Regions from separate parts of the Homo sapiens genome. Here region 2 is linked to region 1. The links are chromatin loops, found by intact Hi-C in ENCODE. Cell type or tissue: natural killer cell. All regions are shown on one strand. Links, peaks and the distances in the headings refer to the core of each region. The heading gives the core; the rest is flanking DNA.

Region 1 (4,410 bases), core at 258-4,257:
ACACAGCCATTTTCTTAGTCTTTCTTGTCCCTCCTTTAATTATACGTGCAATTTAGCATTTTGATCTGAATTCAGAAGAAAGACAGGTGAGAAATGATTTGCCTCAAGTTAAACTCCAAATTCCATTCTCTTAACTAAACATGTTGGCATCATTAATAGAAGGAAGTGGTGAGACAAATACAAAATTACATTTCTGTAAGAGAAATAACTCTCTAGGCTCTGTAAATGCCCATTATTAGGGGAGATAATCTTTAGACAGCAATAGGGATGATGATTCCTGACATCACTATAGAGGCTCTTGGTTAAGGCACCTTAAGAACAAATTGCTTCTGGATGCATACTGAGATGCATGGTGACTTTTGTGTTTGTTTTTTGAGTAAATCCCAGCCACATGGTTACCAGACAGTTTTCTTCACCTAGACAGCTTTAGTAAAAAAGCATCAAAGAGGAGCTTAGTCAACATTTAAATCGTTACCGAATATGTGTACAAGTATTTACCAAGAGCTTAATATATGTGATGTATTGTTTTAGACACTGGGAATAGGGCAATGAAAAAAAGAGTTAAACATCTCTCCCCTCCTTCAGTGTACACTCTAAAGAGGCAGAAAGATAACTAATAAATAAAAAAAACTGAGCTACAAAGTGTATCAATGAATGATAAGTGCAATGGAGATTATAATCTAGGGGTGATAACAAGCACCTGGGAAGTGGTGAGGGTTGGGGGACACAGCTATCACACAGGGTGGTCAGAGACGGTCTCCCTTAGGAGGTGACTTCTAAACACAGACACAGAAGGTCAGGGCTGGTATAATTATGTGGGTGACAGGCTGGCTGGCTGGAAAGGACACAAACTACAGAACATGTGTGAGAAAGAGAAGGGAAGCCAGAGGGGCTGAGGTGAATGAACAAGGGTAGCAGGAGTAGGAGTTGAAATCAGAAAGACATAAAGGCAGAACAGGCAAAGGATCAGAAAGGCCTTGGAGTTGAGGTAAAGCACTTATCCTCTTGACCTCTCTAGTGGGAAAGGAAGCTCCTAGAGGGATGTGAGCAGAAGGGCTGTATGGTGGTACTTCTGTTTTACCAGCATCACACTGACCACTGGGTTGAGAATGGGGGCAGAGGGAAGCCAGAGAACACTTTAGATAGAGGCCACTGCAATAATCCAGCCAAGGTAGTGGAAGGGCTAGTGCAGACAGGGAATGGAGAAGTGATCAAATTCCAGGCATAGTTTAAAGACAGAGCTAAAAGAACTTTCAGACAGACTGTGTACAGGATGGAGAAAAAATAGAAAGGAGATGTCAAGAATATAGTTGTGTGTAATAAGATGGAAGGCAAAGTAGGAAGAACAGATTTATGAAGGAAGGTCAGAAGTGTGGCTTTGGAAATGTTTAAATTTGAGGTGTGTCTCACACAGGCAAATGGAGAAAAGTAGATAACTAGAAATATGAGACTGGACAGAGGAAAGGACCGGGCTAAAGATGAGAATATTTAGGAATCATCTCACAAAAGACAATTTTTAGAACAAGACAATAGGGAAAATATCCAAAGGCAGTGAATGTAGATAGAGGAGGGAAGTCTAAGGACTAAATTGTGGGACACTCTAAGAGGGAGAAGAACCTCCAAGGAGACTAAGTAAAAAGGACCACAAACTAAGGAAAAAGCAGGTGAGCATGGTATCCTGATAACCAAGGGAAGAAAGTATTGAAAGAAAGAGGGAGTGTCAACTTCTCAGGAGGTCCAATGAAAGAAAGACTAAAAATTGGCTGATGGCAAAAAGGTTCAGGTACTGAACTGAATAATATCTATTAAGACCATATATACGTCTCCTTAAAAATTAGTTTTTAGGAGCTATGCCATACTATCCACATGTCTAGCAAGTAAGACCTCTTATTATATCAGAAATTTACACCAGTCTTTTGTATCTGCTTACACATATGATGATACATGTGCTAAATCCACCATCTTAGCCTTCTAAAGCAATGATATAAGAATTATAATTCTTTATAATTCTATCTTCCCCTTTATACCTATTTGCTGGATGATCAATAATATGTACTGAATGAAACAATAATAAAGCTACTTCATAGACTTCAGTCACAAATGCAAACAGGAAATTGAGACGCTCACTTTTGCACAAGGGCAATTAATTGCAAACAGGAACTACAGATAAGCAGTTAAGCAATTATACCTACATACAAAGGTCAACAACCAGCCTTGCCTGTTCACTGAAGATCAAACTGAGTGCCTAGTATGGTAATCATGTATAGGCAATTTAGGAAAGTGAATATATTACCTAAATTCTAATAAAGCTCGTAAGTGAAATTCATCACTTTTACCTTCTACATGGATTTAGCACAGTGCGTAGAGAAGATGCTCAGTCAGCAGCAAAGACAAGAATGAATGGTGTGCATGCCCAAGGCTACTACAAATGACCACTCTGGCTATGTCCTACAGTACTCCAGAGGGCGCTATTTACCAGGCTACCATGTCATGAGACGTGTAGTGCAGACATGCCCAACCACCTGTGGCAACCCTGGGGAGCATCAGTCAGACTCTGACTTTTATCCTAAAGCTGAAAAGCAATCACGGTAATGGCACATATATGCTAAATATCCTTTGAGATCAACATAAACTGAAACAGGCCTAAAGAAAGAGACAGTTATTAAATGCCTACCTATGGGTTTGATTTTTACCCAGTTCTATAGGTGAATATGTTTTCAGCATCTGATTATAAGCTGCTAAAAGGCAAGTAGAGCATGCAAATGTTATATACCAGAAGAAGTAAATGCCTTTTTTTTTTTACTGCTGACTCTTATGTGATGACTTTGCAACCTTAGAGAAATCTGTAAGAAGAGGCTTCAAAAAATGCTGACTCAGAAATAATTTACAAACCATGCTTTTAAGACATGTTGGTGATTTTTATCCTCTTAAATTTGGGGAGTCAGTTTTGATTCTGAAAAGACTGTTCATTTTACAGTAAGTGTCATGCAGTATATTTTGAATTTAGGCAGCTAATTATCAGGCAAGGCCCAAGTTTTTTGGCTCTGCTAACAATTATGGAAATTTCCCCTATTTCTATAGTTTTCCATATAAAATACAGTATTTATTTGCTAGCATTTGCTGATCTTAAACGTGGTCCAATTAACAGCTGTAACACAAGATACAAAAGTGACTTAAATTACTCCCAGATAATAATTTAAGATTCTTGGCTTACCAATTGAAATAACAAAAGAAAAGTGGCCTTAGAACAAGTAACACAAAAGTCTGTAATTTAGAGCATCAAGACATTTTTTCCCACAATTATATAAAACTACATAGAAAAGAAAAAAAAAACTCCTCCTGACTCTTGTTGAAAATCTCCCATAGAGATCCAATGGCAGAATATACTGCAAAGTACCTGAGATGTTAGGCTTTAATCTCCTGGACCCTCAAGGCTATAATTTTTCCTGGTAATTCTAAAGCCACAGTTAACTACATAACAGAGAGCATCAGTCAGAATTTAAAAAGCAAAAGCAATAAACATTTTGCATGTTACTACAAATAAATAAATGGAATTTAACTAACTGGAAAGGAGTTAAGGGCTGGGAAAGAATATCATGGAAGTAGGGTGAGAGGTGAAAAAAAAAAATAACAACAGGAGACTGCCTTCATATTTGCCAAAAAATGTTCACCATGCTTGGGTCAACCTCACACCTAGCATCTCTTCTCTACATGTCTGCACTTTTCTTAGATATACCTATACTTGGATTTTACTAAGAAAAGTAACAGAATAATCACGTTTCATCTACCTTCACTCAAAAATTCTTGCCCAGCCTATAATTAATCATTCTTATCTGTTCCCCAAATATCTTAAGCTTTCAAAATTCATTCAATTTATTTAAACTCTTATTTATTGAGCACTCTTATTTACTGATACATTTACCAATATATCTGTGAAACTGACACAAATCCCTGCCTTCAAGGAGCTCGCATTCTAGTCTAGTCAAACTTATTTGGGCAAATAATCATTTTGGTATTTTTTAAAGTACTAAAATTCAATCCCATTTAAAAAGGAATTAACTAGCATCTACAGGAATACTTAAATATTTACTGTTTTACTTACTATCACATTTTTCCAAGTAGCTATCAATACTCACCCAAGGTACACAGAGAAAAGTCCTTTGGGTGGTTGTCAGTAGTTTACATTCCTTCCCTGCCATGTGTGAAATCTCCTTTCTGTGTCATTTGAAAGCCATCCGTTTTTACCTTGGTGTGTGAATCGGGGTCATCTGTGGAGCTTCTGAAAAGCAGAGCTCAATTCAGACTTACTGAATAACAATCTCCCACAATAGGAGCTAAACATGTATATTCTTTAAAGCTCCATAGTTGGTTCTGATGCATACTCGTTTATGAACAATTCTTTCAAAAAAA
Region 2 (4,410 bases), core at 206-4,205, 430 kb after region 1:
TTTCTCCTTGAAATGTTTTTAAAATTACCTAAAATGAGCTTTAATCAATCGAACACACTTGTTTTGATTGTTGAACCTTTTAGTGAATCTACCTCAGAGTGCAAGCCAAATAAAAAGTGAAATAAATTTGAATAGCAGTAGCTGAGGCTGCCCTTAAAATGTCAGTCTTTACGATAAAAGTCACATGTTTAAGCTATGTTTTTATTGTTCTTGAAGGCCCCAAAACTCTATCAGGTGAAAGGAGGCAAGGAAAAGGAATTCTATAAATAATACAGCCCATACTATATTTGCTAATAGGATTGAATGTGACAGTTTCGAAAATGGCATGCATTAATGACTGTTTTGTTAAAAAATTCTAGGAAAAATTATACCAATTTTTGACAAAAATAATTTCTGTATGTAAATACAAATGTAAACCACATTGACCTAAAATAGGTCAGAGATTGCCTGGTAATGCCAGGTAGAAAGAGAATGGTTGGCAAAGAGGCATGAAGAAAATTTGGGGTAATGGAAATGTTTGCAGTGATGATTGTGCTAATAATTGTGTGTGTGTGTGTGTGTATACACTATATATATAAATAATATATAATATATATTATATATATGAATAATATATATAATATATATAAATAATATATAATATATTATTTATATATATTATATATATTATTTATATATATTATTTATATATTATTTATATATAATATATATTATATATAATATATATTATATATAATATATATATTATATATATATATTATATATATAATATATATATTCCCACTGCAGCAATTCTTGAATTATGGTAGAAAAGGTGGTGAATAAATGTTCCCCATTCCAGCCACAGGGCAGAAAAATTTGAGGCAAATTTTGTGTACTGAGAGTTTGGAGGTCCAGCTGCCCAGAACATTAGACAGCTTGACAACATACCCCTCTACTGATTTTCCTTCTTTCCCTTTACATTCTTTCCTATTTGCTACTTCTGCTCCATGGGATCACTTTCAGAAATAAACTACGTACATGTAAGCCTTTTTTTCCAAGGGCCTGCTTTCTGCTAGGTACCCAGGGTAACAAATATATCTTTTCTTCAAAGTATCTCTATACTGTAAATATGGCTGATGCTATAAATGGTGAAGGTCTGGCAAGATCTTAATGATGCCTTCAGGGAAGAAAGATCTGTTTTCTGCAGATTTCTGCATGTGTTCAATTGAATTATTCATTTGAAACTTTTCCAAGTTTAGGTTGTTCCTCAACTTTGTTTTGTATAAATGTAGCGTGATGTTAAGAGAAATATTGCCAGCCAATCTGAATGAAAGGACTCACATGAGCTCCTCTGTTGAATGAGAATTTGCAAACTTGCAACCTACTTTAGTGGGAAGTGAAACTGAGATGTGTTTTGTGCATTTCATTTAGGGATATTAGTTTGCACTTTTATTTCCCCAAGGCCAAAACAAATGGGTACTGTGTATCTTTTCATCCAAATAGGAAAATGTTTCTCAGCAAAGCTTTGGCTTGGTTTGTTGTTAAGGCATCCTTTTAAATTGGTAAAGAATATTTTTCATCTGTAGCTTAAGACTAAGACTTGGATGTAGAAACTGGAGTCACAGGTGTCCTAGGAGTGTGCTCATACCAGTTCCTGAGAGTTGAATATGCAGATCTCTTCCAAACTTTGTGTTCATTCACATCACATAAGCAGCTTGAAATTGGCAATGGCGGGAATATTTACACCACTGAAATTGGCAAATGTCACAGATCAGGGTTTTCCTCCTCCCCCTGGTGGTGAGTTTACTGGCTCATGAGTGGTATAATCCACCAGAAGGCAAATGCTTCACACTGTCAACCATCCTCAGTTTGTTTCTTCCTACTGTCTAATTACTGAGTTACCTATATACAGTCCATAGTTTAGAGGTAAAAGGGAATGAAAACCATCTTTAAAATATTCTTACGTTGTGGATTAGATAATGAATATCTGGTGAGATTAGATGATTTACTTAGCACACAATTAGTTGCAGGGTTTGGGTTAGAATCATCTCTTTAACTCTTAGCTGCTTGGTGGGAAAACAACTCTGTAATTATCCAGAACTATAAGGTACCCTTGTAGTTGTGTGGATTCACCTTGACTTAAGCATTCCAACCAAAGCCATACACGTATTTGGATCTAAACCCTGTATTCATGCTATGCTTTATGGCAAATCCTAAACAAGCCTGTGGAGATTTTCATTTGTTTGTTTCATCAGCAACTCTAAGTCTTGTGAAAGTTAAAGAACTCCAAGTTAACTTTCTTAAGCACTAATATACATACACAGACTCTAGGATTGAAAATTGCAGTGCTAGTCCATGTATATGTCTTGAATTCATTGTTTTTAAACTCATGCAATATATTAGATCTAATAATAAGAGCTATAAAATAGATCTGAACTTTGAACATCGTAATGCTTAAGAAAATGATATATGACATAAAGTATCTAATACCAGAAAGCCACATTTGTAAATATGAAAAATAAAGGCAAAATATAAACAAAATATTCTCAGAATCTTGAACTCATAGCACAAAAAGAATTTTGAGAAAACCCTTAGTACAACTTTATTAGTGATTTGCAAAATAGATATTTCTTGAATTTAATTGAATCCCAGAGGACATTCTAAAATTTAACTGTAGCAACTTTGTTAGCACACTGCAGTGTTTCCAAAGGTTTATATAGTATAGGGAAAGCTTGTAGGCTGGAATGAGAATGTTAATTCCCATGATAGGGTTATAGAAAGAATAGCAGTTAGTTAGGGGAAGGCTTCTTGAAGGGAGTAGTTTGTTCCTTCTCCTTATCTGTGGACTATGTAAGTTCTTATCGGCGTTGCTTGGATGGGCTTTAGATCTTTGTCCCTTATCCCAGTGGTAAAATTTTGAGATGCAAATGCTTCTGGGTATGTTTGGGGGAGAATATCTACATCTTTCACCAGATTTATAAATAATTATGTTAATCTCCAAAGGTAAATGTTAAGGGAAAAGTTCATTAACTATTTTTCAGCATCTATGTTCAGCACTGTACATACATACATTGCACACATGATTTACATACATATATTTACATGCATGATTGCATTTACTTAATCTTCACTGTTTGAAGAAATAACATTATATGTCTCTGATTGGTTTAAACTGTTTTCCTGCAGCAGGCTCTTGTACTCTTAACTCTTACAGTTTATGCTAACTGATTTCAGAGCTAATTGGGTGGATTAATATGTAGGATGGTAAATAGTTACTTTATTTTTCAAATCCTTATTATCTTGTTTGCTTCCTTGGGTTTATCATTATTTCCCGCATTAGTCAAGGTTCTCCAGAGAAAGAGAACCAATATTATATATAGATATATAGAAATATATTCATTATGAGAAATTGATGCATATGATTATGGAAGCGGAGAAGTCCTGCAGGCTGTCCCCTGCAAACTGGGGGCCGAGGAAAGCCAGTGGTGTAATTTCAGTACAAACTGAAGTCCTGAGAACAAGGGTCATCAGTAGTGTAAGTTTCGGAGTCCAAAGGCCCAAGAACCAAGAGCACTGATGTCTCAGGGCAGGAGAAGATGAATGGCCCAGCTCTAACAGAGAGAGCAAACTCACCCGTCTGTTTTTTTTGTTGGGCCTCACCCACATTGGTGAAGGCGATCTTCCTTACTCAGTCTATTTTCTTCAGAAAACACCTTCCCAGGCACACACAAAAGTAATATTTTACCCCTATTGGGCATCACTTAGATTAGTCAAGGTGACATAAAATTAACAATCACATTATCCAAAGTGTTTTATAGAATATTGGCATCTTCTATCAGGAACTCACCTGAGCAAAAATGCATATTCAACTAAAGAAGGGAAGCTTCTGACTGTTTATAAAGATAAAATGCTCTGTAAAGTTTTTGTAACCAGTCTATGAAATGAACTTGTAAAATTCTAATACTTAAGTGGCCAGTTGTCCCCTTGAATATTGGAGTTTTTGTGTTTATGGGCAAAATACGTGGCGGTAGTTTCCCAACATTCATTTGAAGGCTTTTGTTTGGCCACAAAAATCAGTAAAAACATATATTGTAGTTGCACTTGAAGTTTTCATCAATTGAGCTGATGAGAAAGCAGGTGGTTACAATGAAGCAAGACAAGCCTTAGATTGCTGCAGGCATGACTCACTATGAAATACAAGTGAGCAATATGTAAAAGCAGCAAAGAATTGAAAGGATGGAATAATTTCATATTTCAACACAAAAGATTGCCTAGGATTTTTTCCTATTCAAAACGGGAAATATGACCTTCTGTCCTAGCTCATAAACAAATCTATTCAACATTTGCAGCATGCCTGCTTCTTCCTGCATTGCTGAAAATGTATCCTACAGTCTCGAGAGAGCATGGTGAGATTAGGCCTAACAAATA

Evidence for each region. A loop is a pair of places that touch in the nucleus more often than their neighbours do. Peaks named below come from ENCODE experiments on the same cell type or tissue, not always from the same donor. Only the 100,000 strongest peaks of a DNase experiment are listed, where the experiment ranks them.
Region 2: a loop joins it to region 1, with 14 times the contacts of the local background. A loop is called at or near these places in 16 of 110 quality-filtered maps.

The regions. Positions count from the first base shown.
Region 1 is chr4:101,166,948-101,171,357 of GRCh38, forward strand. All of the region lies in intron 2 of PPP3CA (protein phosphatase 3 catalytic subunit alpha), which reads right to left. Among named protein-coding and RNA genes, the nearest start is that of MIR8066, 72 kb to the right of the region's middle. In natural killer cell, for the core only: CTCF peaks have their summits at 2,461 (motif pointing right) and 2,661; a DNase peak (open chromatin) is centred at 2,484.
Region 2 is chr4:101,595,626-101,600,035 of GRCh38, forward strand. No RefSeq gene overlaps it. Among named protein-coding and RNA genes, the nearest start is that of BANK1, 190 kb to the right of the region's middle. In natural killer cell, for the core only: CTCF peaks have their summits at 1,759 (motif pointing left) and 1,968; a DNase peak (open chromatin) is centred at 1,766.